Linked DNA regions of Homo sapiens: region 2 is linked to region 1. Evidence: read pairs that join two places in POLR2A ChIA-PET (ENCODE). Cell type or tissue: endothelial cell of umbilical vein. All regions are shown on one strand. Each heading gives the region's core, and the rest is flanking DNA. Links, peaks and the distances in the headings are about the cores only.

The links. ChIA-PET counts read pairs that join two places held together with the same protein. Peaks named below come from ENCODE experiments on the same cell type or tissue, not always from the same donor. Only the 100,000 strongest peaks of a DNase experiment are listed, where the experiment ranks them.
Region 2: POLR2A ChIA-PET joins it to region 1 with 5 read pairs; 2 of 35 experiments call an interaction of 5 or more read pairs at or near these places.

The regions. Positions count from the first base shown.
Region 1 is chr9:131,112,821-131,120,751 of GRCh38, reverse strand. It overlaps AIF1L (allograft inflammatory factor 1 like), which reads right to left. Exons shown (of 6, transcript NM_031426.4): 4 at 6,134-6,175; 5 at 2,834-2,996; 6 at 1-517. The coding sequence ends at 430. Among named protein-coding and RNA genes, the nearest start is that of NUP214, 8.8 kb to the left of the region's middle. In endothelial cell of umbilical vein, for the core only: no CTCF peak of the experiment used is centred there; DNase peaks (open chromatin) are centred at 3,421 and 3,591; H3K27ac peaks cover 2,227 bases.
Region 2 is chr9:130,367,332-130,375,262 of GRCh38, reverse strand. It overlaps HMCN2 (hemicentin 2), which reads right to left. Exons shown (of 98, transcript NM_001291815.2): 44 at 6,826-6,987; 45 at 5,412-5,693; 46 at 4,132-4,299; 47 at 2,856-2,969; 48 at 2,139-2,225; 49 at 570-761. Among named protein-coding and RNA genes, the nearest start is that of ASS1, 74 kb to the left of the region's middle. In endothelial cell of umbilical vein, for the core only: no CTCF peak of the experiment used is centred there; no DNase peak of the experiment used is centred there.

The DNA.
Region 1 (7,931 bases), core at 1,417-5,416:
TCCCTACTCCAAGGTCTTCTCAGAGTGGCCTGGGGTCCTCGTCAGAGCCAGGTCAGTGAGCCTGAACTTGGCTTGGAGACTTTCTGAAAGGATGGAGAGTGCTGGTTCCTCCAAGTGAGGGGAACACAGGCTGGAAGCCTCCCTGCCCTGGCCCTGCCCCCTCTAGTTTTTGGTTTGATGTCAGCCCTTCTGCACAGGGAGCGGGGAAGGAGGGAAGAAGAGAGGGAGGGGACCCAAGGCTCAGGATTCCCCGACCCAGAGCCCCTTTAAGGCAGATAATTTGTGCTTTACAAAGACATTGATGAAAACACAAACAAACCCTCAATGACCAAACAAATGAGAGAGAGAGAGATCACAGTGTGTCAAGAAGGGCAGCAAGATCGGGAGGGAGGTATGGGGTGGGAAGGCTGGGGAGTCCAGGCGGGGTCCTCAGGGCAGGCTAGCAATGTCTCTCTCTGGAGGGGGGCCAACTGGCTTGGGGCTGCTCTCGTTGGCTTTTCCTTCAAACATCATGACTCTGGTTTGGAGATGGAGAAAAGAAAAAAAGAAAGAAAAACAAGATTAGGATCCTTCCCTCATCCAGGGAAAGATCATCCCAGCCTCATGTCAGCAGGGTCCTCAACAGAATTTAAATCTGTTCTCCAGTGGGATCCTTGCAGAAGCCCAAGACAGCAGCTCCAAGGAAGGGGCTGCTAGTCCCATTTTACAGAGGAGAAAATGGAGGCGCAAAGTGGTGATATGACTCCTCAGAACCACACAGGCGGTCCAGGGCAGAGGCTGGGTACGACTCCAGGCTTCTGACTTCCAGGCCATACCCTTCCCTTAACCACACTGCCTGGAGGAGGCTGAGCCAGGCTGGGCCACGCCTCTGCGCAAAGATCTTCAAAAACCTGCCCACTGCTCTGAGAGTGGTGTCTGGGGAGTAGAGGGTAGGGGCTCAGCGTATAACCTCTAGGGCAACTGCCTAGATTCAAATGCCAGCCCTGCTACTTCCCAGCCGGGTGGCTCAAGCAAGACACTTGACCTCTCTGATCCTTGGCGTTTCTCCCTGGAAGTGGGGTGCTAGAAGATCTGGCCAGATTGGACCGTGGGCTCATGGGCCAGGTACTCAGTCTCCTTGGGCCTCAACAAGCTCCTTTGTAAAATGAGACAGGTATATTTTACATTCGTACTTTAAAAAAGTGAATCTTATTTCATAAAAGCCAAGTAAGTGTTATTTTCTGTTTTCTTTTTTTTTTTTTTTTTCTTTTGAGACAGAGTTTTGTTCTTGCCGCCCAGGCTGGAGGGCAATGTCACGATCTCTGCTCACTGCAACCTCCGCCTCCTGGGCTCAAGTGATTCTCCTGCCTCAGCCTCCCGAGTAGCCAGGATTACAGGCGTGAGCCACAACACCCAGCTAATTTTTGTATTTTTAGTAGAAACGGGGTTTCACCATGTTGACCAGGCTAGTCTCGAACTCCTGACCTCAGGTGATCCACCGGCCTCAGCCTCCCGAAGCGCTGGGATTAAAGGCGTGAGCCAGGGCACCTGGCAGAGTGTTATTTTCAGCTGTGACAAATGACAATGAGACTGCCCTGGGGCAATGCTGTAACGCTCTTCAATGGGGCAGCACCCACAATGTGCTACCACGTAGTAGGTGTTTGCCATCAGCCACACAAGGCTGAAATCTTCATAAGTGTCATTTCACTAGCCCTCAGGACATCACGGAAGACATGATTATCACCCCTATTTTATAGATGAAGAAACTGAGACTCGCAGACCTAAGGTAACTTGCCCAGGGTCATTTTGGTAGCAAGTAATAGCATCAAGATGCAAACCCTGCCTCCCTTTGGGGCCAATTTTTGACTCTATTTTATGCTTACAAGCCTGTGGGGGTAGTGGAGGTGCTTTACAAATGGGGAAACTGCCAGGCATGGTGGCTCACGCCTGTAATCCTAGCACTTTGGGAGGCCGAGGGGGTCTGATCTCTTGGAAGTCAGGAGTTTGAGACCAACCTGGCCAACATGGCGAAACCCCATTTCTACTAAAAATACAAAAATTAGTTGGGTGTGGTGGCGCACACCTGTAATCCTGGCTACTCGGGAGGCTGAGGCAGGAGAATCACTTGAGCTCAGGAGGCGGAGGTTGCAGTGAGCTGAGATCATGTCACTGCACTCCAGCCTGGGTGACAGAGCGAGATCTCAAAAAGAAAAAAAAAAAAAAGGAAAACTAAGGCTCGGAAAGTTTCAACAGATTTATCACCATTATCACCATCACCACCATCATCATCATCACAGTTGCCACTTACTGAGTACTGATTCTGCCTGACTCTGCTACAAGCTAATTTCCCCTACAGGGTACATATTAATATGACCATTTGGGCCGGGTGTGGTGGCTCACGCCTATAATCCTAACATTTTGGGAGGCTGAGGAGGGCAGATTACCTGAGGTCAGGAGTTTGAGACTAGCCTGGCCAACATGGCAAAACCCCGTCTCTTCTAAAAATACAAAAATTAGCCAAGCATAGTGGTGCATGCCTGTAATCTCAGCTACTAGGGAGGCTGAGGCAGAAGAATCACTTGAACCCAGGAGGCGGAGGTTGCAGTGAGCCAAGATCACACCACTGCACTCCAGCCTGGGCAATAGAGTAAGACTCCATCTCAAAAGAAAAAAAAACAAACAAACAATTGACAGATAAGGAAATCAGGATCAGGAGAAGTAAGTACCTTGTCCAGCAGGTCGCACAATGAGTTACCTACTAGGTGGGGAATGGCTGGGGTGCCCAGAGCCAGGGGCCTCTCTGCACAGAATGATTTTGCCTTCAGAGATCCCAAGGGAGGAAGGAGGTACTCACAACTTGAGGACAGCCGACCGTTTCCCCAGCATCATGTTCACAAAGTCTCGGTAGGATATAGTGTCACTGACCCCTCCTGTCACCTCTGAGATCATCTTCTTCATCTCCAGGTGGGTCTTGGGGACACCAAGCTTCTCCATCATCCTCTTTAAAGACATCAGGTCTGCCGGGGGAAAAGCAGATCTGTTAAGTGGAGATGGGCTGCTGGGGCTTAGCAGGGAAGCTGGGAAAGCTCCACTCAGGCACCCCACGCCTAGAAACTTGGCGTCTGCACTCCTTCTCTAGGGAGGAGGAGCCCATCACGCCCTCCCTGCTCTCTTTGGAGGCCGTATAGGCTAGTGGTTAGTGACCTGGGCTTCTAGAGTCAGACGGGCTTGCATTGGAATCGAGCTCTGCTATTCCTGGCTCTGGGATCTGGGGCACACTACTTAACCTCTCTGAACCCCTGCTCCCACCAACGGTGGAACGGGTGGATGGGATCATTCAGGGATCTCTGTGCAGGAAGCACCGGCCCAGAGCACTTTCTTCACACCATGACTGTGGGCTCTGCTATTTCCTGCAGTTAGGGTGGGCTGGGTGCCCACTCTCCTGCTGCCTGGGGAGTTATGCCCAGTGTGGCAGGGTCAGGAAGTCAGGCATTGAAAGTAACTCTGCTGGGTGCCGAGTGGCAGGTGGCTTCTCCCCACGTGCCACTCCTGTCCTGCTGTCCTAGGGCTCTGCCCCGGCTGGAAGGGAGAGGATGCCAAAAATATCCCACAGAGCAGGAAAACCAACAAAAGAACAAAATTCAAGAAAAACAAGGGAGGCCCCAGAATGTCACTCCAGCCCGAGGCGGTGCTGTCTCTGACCGCCCAGCTCCCACCAAGATCTGAGGCAATTTCCTTTGGATTGTTCTCCAGTGAACAATGGGTCATCTAAGGATGGCAGGAGAGGGCTGGGGTAGGGGCCATGGGCCGTGGCGCAGCCAATGCTCCTCCTGGCAAGGCGGGCGGGACTGGGGCCAGGCCCAAAGGTGCCAGGATGTCCACGCATTCAGAGAGAGCTGGGCAGCCTTCTCCAGGAAAGGGGGAAAGGGCTGCACACGCACTGCCAGACTCTGAAGTTGGCAGGACCTTTCTCGGGCAGTTCGGCAAGATGCTTCAAAAGCCTTTGACCCAGTGTCCCCTTCCTGAGATTTCCTCTACAGAAATAACCAGGGAGGTGAACAAGCACTCATGTACAAAGAGGTTCTTTACAGGATTATCAATAATAGTTAAAATTGGAAGGCATCCAAATGGTCCACACAAAGGCATCGGCTAAACAAATTAGAATCCATTCCTACAATGCAGCCATTAACTATATTTCAAAAGAAAAATCAGCTGGCGCCATGGCTCATGCCTGTAATCCCAGCACTTTGGGACGACGAGGCAGGCGGATCACTTGAGGCCAGGAGTTTGAGTCCAGCCTGGCCAACATGGTGAAACCTCGTCTCTACTAAAAATACGAAAATTAGCCGGGCGTGGTGGTGCGTGCCTGTAATCTCAGCTACTTGGGAGGCTGAGGCAGGAGAACCGCTTGAACCTGGGAGGCTGAGGATGCAGTGAGCCAAGATTGTGCCACTGCACTCCAGCCTGGGCAACAGAATGAGACTATGTCTCAAAAAAAGAAAGAAAAATCAATAATAAATCAAAATACTCACCATTGTTTTATTTCACTTATTTTTTCTGGCCGGGCTGACCAATAGAAAGTTATTTTTTTCAAGGAGGCTCAAAAATGATATAAAACAGCTTTTGTGATTAGAATAAAGAGTGGAAGGCTAGAAACGGAAATGTTTGTAGCAGTTACTTCTGGGAGGTGGGGTTGTGGGTGATGCATTTTTGTCTTTTTGTCTTGCTGTGTTTCCCCAATTTTTTTAATGATGAAAATGTGTTTATTTGATAAGCCAAATTTTTTTTTTTTTTTTTTGAGACGAAGTCTTGCTCTTGTCCCCTAGGCTGGAGTGCAATGGTGCAATCTGGGCTCACTGCAACCTCCACCTCCTGGGTTAAAGCAATTCTCCTGCCTCAGCCTCCCGAGTAGCTGGGATTACAGGCATCTGCCACCATGCCCGGCTAATTTTTGCATTTTTAGTAAAGATGGGGTTTCACCATGTTGCCCAGGCTGGTCTCGAACTCCTGATCTCATGTGATCCGCCCGCCTTGGCCTCCCAAAGTGCTGGGATTACAGGCGTGAGACACTGTGCCTGGCCAAATTTTCTTTCTAAAGAAAAAAAAAAATGATCAAAATATTCTAAAGGGAGAAGAAAAGAGAGAGGACAGAGGAAGAGGAGTAGAAATGCCGGTAGCAGCATCAATCTGAGACGCAGGATGAAATGGAAAAGGGGGAAACTGTTCAGAAACCAACGGCTGGGCCCTGGTTCACTGCCAGTGTTCCATGTAAGCAAGTCATTTCACCTTTCTTTTTGCTTTTTTTTTTTTTTTTTTTTTTTTTGAGACAGAATCTCGCTCTGTCACCCAGGCTGGAGTGCAGTGGCACAATCTTGGCTCACTGCAACCTCCGCCTCCTGGGTTCAAGCAGTTCTCCTGCCTCAGCCTCCCGAGTAGCTGGGATTACAGGCACCCGCCACCACACCCAGCTAATTTTTGTATTTTTAGTAGAGATGGGATTTCGTCATGTTGGCCAGGCTGGTCTTGAACTCCTGACCTCAGGTGATCCCCACGCCTTGGCCTCCCAAAGTGCTGGGATTACAGGCTTGAGCCATGGCGCCCGGCCCATTTCACCTTTCTGAGTCTTGCTTTCCTCATCTGTAAAATGGGGATAATTAAACCAGCCTTAACCACTTCTTTGCGGGTGAGGTCCAGGTATGGTCTCCTACCAGAACGTAAGTGCCAGTAGCTGCACAGCAGGATGCAATAAGGAGAGAATCAACGTATATAAAAGCAACTTGTCAACTGCCGAATGACATACAATGGAAAGACAGACTTCAGGGCCACTGAAATGCCAGCCAGGAGGCCCAGGGCCTGTCCACCCTGAGTGTCTCCAGCCCTGGGCAGGTGTGGCACCCTCTGTCCTGAGTCCCCGTAGCACCTGGGGTGGGAGGCTGAGGTGTGGGTGGGGAGGGAAGCAGTAGGGGATCAAAGGGTCTGGAGGAGTCTGAGGGCAGTGGTGCCAGGGCAGAAGGCAAGGGGCTGGGGCTGGCTCGGCGCAACATATTCACCAGCCTTCCGGACTGCCCCATGCCCCTCACCCGCACAGAGGGTCCCTCAAGCCCTCTACCCACTTAACACCCTCCTCCCTAAACACACTCAAGGCTTCACTCACCAATCTCGCCTTCATTGTTCAGGTCAAACTCCATGTACTTCTCTGGAAATCACAGAGCAAAAACTAGCATTAGTTTGGAAGCAGCGTCTCCCTGTGGGGACCCAGTGGCTCCCTTGTGGGCAAATGACCGTGTCCTCAGGAGTCTGAACCACCTCCCGCACCCTACCAAGGGTCTTGACCTGAGTCCCCCATCCGCTGAGCCATGGCCTCTGGGGAAAGAGCTCATCCTGCCTGGACTACTCTCCTAGAGGTGCCACGAGGGAAAGATGGCTGGGGGCCACTCTGACCCTCTTACCAGGAGGGCAGCTGCTTTCTCCCGGGTCCCCAGCAGCACAGACCAGCTGCATCTGAGTTAGTAGCAAAGTGACTAGCTCTGATTCCCTGCCCCAGGATTCTGGCTCATGGGTGTGGAAGGACAGGGTGGGGGCAGGCATGGGTGTGCTTTTTAGCGTCCCAGGCAGTTCTGATGGGCAACCGGGTGTGGGAACCACTGATTCAGGGGACCTGTGATTCTGAAACCAGGAAAAAGGCCTGCCCTAGCCCACAAAGTGGACATACAGTTTCCCGGGGTACACAGACCATCACCCCAAACCTCACACACAGACTGAGTTATACTTCCCTGATCAAGGAGTCCAGGAAAACTTCTAGCAGTGAGGGAGGATGTCGGAGCAGTGGGCTTGGTATGTTCAGATGGGAGCAGTGTGTCAAACGGACCGTGGGGCCTCTGCAGGTCACCCCCTGCCCGGGCAGAGTGGGGCCCTCATGGTCCATCCTGCCCCACAAGCAGCCAGCAGAGAAAGCCGAGGCCCTCCTGCAGGCTGTGCTGCCCCCGCCCACTCCCTGCCTGCTCCAGCTCGCTGCCCCTCTGCCTGGAATGTTCTCCCAAGTATTCTCAGCACCCTTCCTCATGGCTTCAGGGCTCCCCACCCTTTCTTTTTCTTCTTTTTTTTAGAAGGAGTCTTGCTCCATCTCACTTTGTCACACAAGCTGAAGTGTAGTGGCGTGATCTCAGGGGGGATACACAGCTCACCTAGGGCAGAGTTGGGACTTGAACCCATGTTAGTCTGGCTCCAAAGCCCCCGTTCTTAACCATTATGCTTTTTTTTTTTTTTTTTTTTTTTGAGATGGAGTCTCATTCTGTCACCAAGGCTTGAGTGCAGTGGCTTGATCTCAGCTCACTGCAACCTCTGCCTCCTGGGTTCAAGCAATCCTCCTGTCTCAGCCTCCCGAGTAGCTGGCATTACAGGCACCCACCACCACATACAGCTAATTTTTGTATTTTTAATAGAGATGGGGTTTCGCCATGTTGGCCGGGCTGGTCTTGGACTCCCGACCTCAGGTGATCCACCCACCTCGGCCTCCCAAAGTGCTGGGATTACAGGTGTGAGCCACCGTGCCTGGCCTCCCCACCCTTTCAAAATTGCACCCCCTCCCCACAGCTGAGCACTCCTGTCCTCCCTCCCTCATTTCTCACTGAAGCACCTACCACAGTCTGCTAACCTTGTATTTCCCGGCTCTCTGTTTAGTCTCCCACCACCTCTCACACCGCCCCCCGAGCGAGAACACAGGCTCCCGGGTGGGAGCTGCCTTTTACGTTCACCATGGTGCCCCTGGCCTGGAATGGTCCTGGCACATGTACAGGTGCGCATTTGGAGAACAAATGAGTGAATGATGTAACTTCCTGTCTGGCCCAACATTCCAGTGAAGACAAGTAGAAAGGGTGCCAGAGCCCTGAGACCCGTGCCTCCTCCCAGAGCCACCCCTGGGAGTGGCCACGCTGGTATGCAGACAGAAGGGA
Region 2 (7,931 bases), core at 2,161-6,160, 750 kb after region 1:
CTTCTCAATTCTGTTTGAGGGGGGAGTGGGAGTTGGGGGCTTTGTTCCCCGCTGAGTAGAGTAGCTTTGCTTTCATTGGTCCCAAGATTTCTTCTTTCAACTCCCGCAGGGGACTCTCCTTTTAACTGCCAGCATTTTAGAAACAGATTTTTCTAAGCTGGTCTGTGCCCCTCTCATTTGATAGATGCTCTGTTTCTCCAGGCTTACAGAATAGTAGGTATGTATTGTCCTCAGGAGATGGAGAGATGCCTAGTTGTGAACCCACCACCCTGGGGCCTGGCAATAACTCTTGTCACCTCTCTGAGCCTCAGGGCTTCATCAATGACATGGGGACAAGCACATCTCCCACCTCCTAGTGTCATTGTGAAGATTCAGTCAGGCCTGTTGAAATGCCTGGCCCATAATAAATGTTCCGTCAATAGAGTCGCTATATGATTTTTGTTGTCAAACTCGGAGAATTAGAAGAAAAATAGTAGAATGGTTTGTGGGAAGTTGTCTGTAAGGAGCCAGTCACCTTGCTTCTCCCTCCCTCCAGCACCCGCGGTGGCCAGGAGATGCCCAAAACTTACACAGGACACTGAGCTGGAAGTGTTTGGTCTTCTCCCCAACAGCGTTGGCTGCAATGCAGGAGTAGTGGCCAGCACTGGACAGGTTTGCCTGGAGGACCTGCAGGAGGACTCCGTCTGGGGAGATGTGGTGAGCATCTCCCCTAGCCAGAGGCCGGCCATCTTTGAACCATGTGAGCTTGGGCTGTGGGTGGCCTGTATGCAGAGCAGAGAATGAGACAATTTGGCAGGCTTTGACTAGGGCAGCCCAGGGGTCACAGGCTGCTCCCAGATGGATCAGGGGATGTGAATTTTCCATTCCGGCCCAGAGGCCCATGAAGCACAAGAAGAAGCAGCAGCAGCCTGTGCCCCTTCCTCTGTGATTTGGCTGCCTTCTCCTTACTGAGGAATGGCTAGAGATGGCTTAGCATAGACAGGCAAGACAGAAAAACAAGGTATTCCTTCCATCCATTCATTCATCCACCCACCCACACACCACCCACCAATCCATCCATCCATCCAACCATCCATTCATCTACCTACTCACCTATCCTTCCAGTCAATCAATCATCCATTCATCTCTCTATTCGTCCACACACCCACCGCCCACCCATCCACCCAACCATCCAACTATCCAACCATCCATTCATCTACCTACCCAACTATCCCTCCATTCAACCAATCATCCATTCATTTCTCCATTCATCCATCCACCCAACCATCCACCCATTCACCCACCCAACCACCCAACCATCCAACCATCTACCTACCCACCTATCCTTTTATTCAGCCACAAATTTCTCCATCCATCCATCCATCCATCCATCCATCCATCCATGCACCCATCCACACATCCATCCATCCATCCAACCCTCATTCATTCATCCACCCATTCATCTACCCATCCACCTACCTATCCATCTATCCATCCACCTACCTATCCATCTATCCATCCACCTACCTATCCATCTATCCATCCACCTACCTATCCATCCATCCATCCATCCATCTACCTATCCATCCATCTATCCATCCATCCATCCATCCATCCACCCACCTACCTATCCATCTATCCATTCATCCATCCATCCATCCATCCATCCATCCATCCACCCACCCACCCACCCATCCATCCATCCATCCATCCATCCTTCAACCCATAAGCACGAATGGGAGCCTACTCTGCCAGGCACTGGGGAAACCATGGTGACAAGGCAGCAGCTGGGTCTTCAAGAAGCTCAGATGCCACAAGGCCACTATGGTCCAATGTGGGTCAGTGCTAGGACAGGGAAGCACTGGGGCTTGTGGGAGCCCAGTGGAGATGGCCCACTGAGCCTTAGGGGCCAGCCAAGGACTCCCTGTGGAGGGTCCTGAAAGCTGAGGTCTGTAGTGAGGTGGGGAGAGGGAAGAGTGTTTGGGATGGAAGAACACATGCAAAGATGAGCTGGGACCTGGTGCCGAGTCCAAGATGTAGAGAGACCCCAGTCAGGAGGAGTGGGGCTGGGGCAGGTGGGCAGATCCCCAGGGATCCCCTCCTTTCTGAAGGTGCCTTCCCGCCCCTTCTCCCAGCCCATCACATCATGTGGCCCTTACCTGTGACGTTGCACATAAGATGGGCAGTCTGTCCATCAAGGACCTTGATCACCTCCTCCAAGTCCTCGTTCTCAATACTGGGAGGAACTGGGAGAAGCAGGGAGACAAATGGCTAGTGATGGGGTGGGGGGGGGGGCTGGCCCGCCCAGGCTACACAATCACAGAACAAGAAGCCAAGAGCCCACCGTTTCTTGTGCCTCAGTTTCCCCATCCCATGCCTGTTTCCATAGGGTGGTGAGTTTAAGAAACATTTCCTGCTGCCTGATGGAAGTACCAGTGTCTCAGAAGAAGACTCTGATGAGAGGCAGGCAGTCTTAGTGGTGTCAAAAATATTTGCCCCCTTCCACTTTCGATTGTCCCTGCTGTTTCTGGAAAGTTCCATGGTGGCCTGAGAACAGAGGTTTCTTGTCACCTGGGCTGGAGTGCAGTGGCACGATCACTGCAGCCTCTGCTTCCTGAGTAGCTGAGACTACAGGCGTGTACCACCATGCCCTGTTAATTTTTGTACATTTAATAGAGACAGGGTTTCACCACACTGCCCAGGCTTGAACAAAGGTTTTTGATGAGGCAAAGTGTACAGGGCTTAGCTTCTCCCTCCTTCTCTGTGCTGGGCCCCTGCTACAGCATGAGCCATGAGTCTGGGGACCTGCCTCTGGGAGCTCCCAGGCAGTGGGGAAGAGTTCATAGGGCACCCATGAGAATGGGGTTGTAACGCACCCAGCACCTCCACACTGAAGTTCCTCCGTGCCTCCCCAGCCTCGTTGCTTGCCAGGCATGAGTAGAGGCCACTGTCTTGCTCCTGTGTCTGAGTCATCTTCAGCATCCAGCCACCTGGGGAGGGAGGGGCGTGGGCCCCAAGCATGGCTCTGAGCAGCATTCTGTCCCAAGCCGAGCCCCCTGCTGCCCAGCAGGAAAAGGCATTATAATTAGGCGTGTACATGTCTGTCTCCCATTGTGTCCTGTTCCTCAGATCCACAAACTGAGGCCCAGGAGGGTAAACAAATGGATGGAACTGCCTGGAGATTAGACACGTACCAGAATAAATCTGAGGACCCTGCTCTAGCAAGAAGTATCTGTCACCCTGGCCACCCCTGGCTCTGGGGATTGGCTGGAGCTGAAGGGAGAGTAATGGGTTATGTAGTCCTGGCCCAGCAGACCTCTGCTCTACTCTGACAGACATGGTAAAAGGGCTTCTCCTCCCAAGGATCTCTCAGGGAGAGACAGCTCCTCTCAGAGGAACCCAAGGGTCTCCCAAGATCAGTGTGTGGAGGGCAGATACATAGGACACAGGACACCACTGCTGTTACTGCACCCAGAGCCGACATTACTAACTGATTGCCACATTCCTTTCCACTGGGCCCAATGCAGTCTCTGAATTCCTATCCACAGAATGCACCCGGCAATTCTTACCAAGTGCTCAGAAATGATGCCCAAGAGGAAATGTATTTGCCATCTCATCATGGGCTGCGTGGAACAACCAATGGGTGACTGAGGCATAGCCTCAGGGGCCTTGAAGTCCTTGCAGGATTTGGATGGGACAGAGACTCCTGGGCCTCAGTTCCTCATTTGTATACCAGCAAGAACCTCACAAACCCATTTTATGAGGAGGATAAATATTCAGAGGAGAAGGTGCTTAGATCAGCACATCCAAAACTTGTTACTGTTCTGTGGGATGTTATATATAAGTGCCAAAGTTTGTTTTTTTTTTTTCTGCAGGACTTATCAGAACCTTTGCTATGCAAATGTTCATTGTGGTTCTCTAGATGAACAGAGCAGGAAGCCTTTTCCAAATTTATCTAAATCCATGATATTTTCCTGGAGCACCTCACCTGACTAGTGTTTTGGGCTGCATTCTTTGGGGACCAGCAGCTGGAATGATTATTCCAACCAGGCCTGGCAGCTCAGAGTCAGAGGTCATGGGCATGTAATGGATAGAGTCAGAGGCAGAGAGCCCGACCTGATTCCCAGGATCCAACCTTAGCTGGTATCTTACCTGCCAGCAGGTAGGTGTCCTCCCCGGGGCTGACAGGCTCCTCCCCTCGGAACCAGCGGATGGCTGGAGGTGGGATCCCCATGGCTTCACAGAGCAGAGTTAAGGGGCTGTGCAAGGCAGCAGTGATGTTGGTCAGCGGGTCCAAGTCTCCAATGAGCTCTGGGGGCACTGGACACAAAGAAGAAGCCACATTCAGGGTGCAGATATGGGCTGTGTGCTTCATGCTCCTTCCCCAGCCCCACTGACTGCCCCCCAACTCCACCCAATTGGGAGAGTCTGAGGAGCAGAAGTGACGAGAGCAGAGCTGCTCCCCCTAAAGTGAGGACACCTAGGAGGGAGCCCATGGCGCCACAGGCTGGGCTCTGGAGTCGGGCAGGCTCCTTGGGCCTCAGTCTCCCCAAGCCCTCAGCGGGATGCTGGGGGATTCAACAGGAACACGTGAAAGTGCCCAGTCCAGTATCTGGGCAGAGCAAGCGCTGAGCCAGTGGGACCGGAATTAGTGCAAAGGCGAAGCCAGATGTGCTTCCCAAATCCACGTGTGGAAGCTAAGTGGCAACGCTGCAGTTCTGAAGGAACCTGTTCCTGAAGGAAGCCACTCTCTACCCAGGGGGGTGGGGGTGTTGGGGATATCTGGGTGAGGCTCGAGATCCCAGCAACAGTGAGGGGCGCCCTCCCTAAACTGATCCCCGCCCACCTCTCCCACCCTATCTCTTACCACTCCCTGTCTCCACCCTGAATTATCCTTCAGGCATACAGTAGGAGCTCAGTAAATGATGGAATGCATGAGGCTGCCCCAGCCACCCTCTGCCTGGCACGTGCTTCCCCTCACCTAGCAGCTGCCTAACTCCTACTCACCCTTTATGGTCCAGCTTAAAAGGCACCTCCTCTGGGAGGTTGCCCTGACCTGCCCCAACAGTATTCAAGGTTTTCCTGGTCTCTCACAAGCCCCTGAATTCTCCCCATCACATACCAGTCATGCAGGACAGGGACTGCTTACTTTCCCAGTGCCCAGAACAGAGTAGAGGAAGAGTAAACCCAAGAGGGAGAGAGGGAGGGAGGAGAGGCGAATTGGGGGAAATTGGGGCCATTTGGGACCAGTCCTGATTTTGAGAGCAGTGTTGGTGGCTCCCCCCACCAGCAGCTCTCATTAGAGCCCTGACTCCAGAAAGAACAGGTGTGACCCCAGGATCACAGCCTGAGGGCCGTGCCTGGAGATTGAACCCACCTTGCCCACTCTAATCTGCCCCAGCCCAACTCCTCCAGCAGCTGCCGGTCCTCACCCAGTACGGAGAGCTCAAACTTCCTCTCTGCCCTCCCAGCCAGGTTCTCGGCCACACAGCTGTAGCGTCCAGTGTGGGCAGCCTGGGCCCGCTCCACATGCAGGCTCTGACCCTGGTTCTGCAGCTGCAGGCCCAGTTCAGCCCCCACGGGCTGGCCGTCCCGCTCCCATGTCACTGTCGGAGGGGGTTTCCCTGTGGCGTTGCACTCCAGAGTGGCCACTCCATCCTGGACCACAGAGACTTGTGTGGGAGGCTCCCGGGGACCGGCAATCTGAGGGGGAACTGTTGGGGTGGGGAGAAAGCCCATCAGAGAAAGCTGCTGGGGCCACCAGGCACCACACACTTACCCCGGGCCCAATAGGGACACACCCTCTCCCCTTGCCATCGCTGGCTGTGTGACCTCGTGACCTCACCTCCATTTTCCTTCCCAACAATGGGGTCATAACAGCACCCTACTGCTACTACAGCCTGGGAGTCACAGGCAGGCCTGCTATGTGGGGAACAGCCCTTTCAGGAAGTGTGATGGGTTTTCTTCCTCAAAAACCAGAGACTTCCTGGAGTTTCAACAGTTGTTGGGACTGGTTAGGGGTGGGAAATTATTCTACGGGTGGGTTTCTCCTCAAGATGTTGAACAGCACTGTTCCTGGTTTTATTTTCTAGCAGGATTTTTACCAGGCTGGGGGATTTCATTTCATCACTGCAGGACCAGTAGATAGGGCTTTAGGTTTCCATCATATATAGGAGCTTCACATAATACTCATGCTTCTTTCGGGTTTCCAGCTGTTTCAGATGTGGCTTTTCTCCTCTGGACCACTGGGGGGCCCTTAGGGACTGTGCTGCTGCCCCCACCCCCAATGCTTGGGTTAGTGAGAAGCTGTGTGGGAGGGGCAGTTAAAATGCCAGGTGATATGGCTTGGCTGTGTCCCCACCCAAATCTCATCTCGAATTGTAATCCCCACGTGCAGAGAGAGGGACCTGGTGGGAGGTGATTGGATCATCTGGGCGGTTTCCCCTATGCTGTTCTTGTGATTGATAGCGAGTGAGTGAGTCAGTTCTCAGGAGATCTGGTTGTTTGATAAGTGTCTGGTGCTTCCCCCCTGGCTCTCTCTCTCTCCTGCCGACATGTAAGGCGTGCCTTGCTTCCCCTTCATCTTCCGCCATGATTGTGAGTTTCCTGAGGCCTCCCCAGCCATGTGGAACTGTGAGTCAATTAAGCCTCTCGTTTATAAATTAGCCAGTCTCAGGTAGTGTCTTTAGAGCAGTGTGAGAACGGACTCACACACCAGGAACGTGAGGGAGGAGAAAGCCTGCACCACACACCATCACTTCCCCGTATTTGCTCCAATTTCAGGGCAGCGCCTGCCCAGCCAGTCCATGATCCCAGACCCTTCCAGCCCCCGCCCAGCTCACCCACCGTGCACCTCCAGCTGCAGGTCCTGGCTGCTGTTCCCCACCACGTTGCTGCATTCACAGGTGTATGTTCCTTCCTGAGCCAGCTGGGCCTGTCCCAGGTACAACAGCCTCCCCACAGCCGACACGTGCTGGAGGCCAGCCCCCTCCCCGGGGAGGGGTTGACCTGGGTGCAGGAAAAAAGAAACTCCTGGTCCAGGGCATTTGCAAGGACGTGATGTCTTTCCACATGGAAAGTTTGTCCTCCTACCCATTCTTGCCAATTCCTGCTCATCCTTCAGGTGTCCATTTAGACACTACCTCTTCCGGGAAGCCTTCCATGAGTGCCACTTCTGGTCCTGGTGCCTCTTCTGAACTCCCCCCATCCCCCTAGGCTTCTCTGCATCACAGATCTGCCTACAGGTGCCCCATCTGAATCCTACTCTGGCCTGAGCCCTCCGGAATGGCAGACTCTGCCTCAATTTCCTTCTGGGATCCCTTTTTTTTTTTTTTTTTTTTTTGAGACAGAGTCTCTCTCTGTTGCCCAGGCTGGAGTACAGTGCCACCATCTCGGCTCACTGCAACCTCTGCCTCCTGGGTTCAGGTGATTCTCATGCCTCAGCATCCCGAGTAGCTGGGATTACAGGTGCACACCACCATGCCCTGCTAATTTTTGTATTTTTTAGTAGAGACGGGGTGTCACCATGTTAGTTAGGCTGGTCTCTAACTCCTGACCTCAGGTGACCCACTGCCTCGGCCTCCCAAAGTGCTGGGATTACAGGTGTGAGCCACCGCGACCAGCCTCCCCCTGGGATCCTTAGTGGCTCCCCAGGGCCTGGCACACAGCAAGGCTCAATAAAGGCTACTGAAGGAACGACCATCCACTTAGCTACAGTGGCCTGAGGAGGGTGACCAGGCAACTGGTGGACCTGGCATCAAGAAGACCCCTTGGAGGAAGAGGATTTGTCAACCTCGACCTACTGGATTAAACCCTTCCTCCTCTGTTTCTAGAGAAGCAGACCTCTGGGCTGGGTCATGACTCAACGCATGTCCCATCAGGGAAGCAGACCCAGTGGCCACCTGGCATTGCTTCCTCCCTCTCTGTCCTGGTGACCTCAGCTTGTCTTGCTA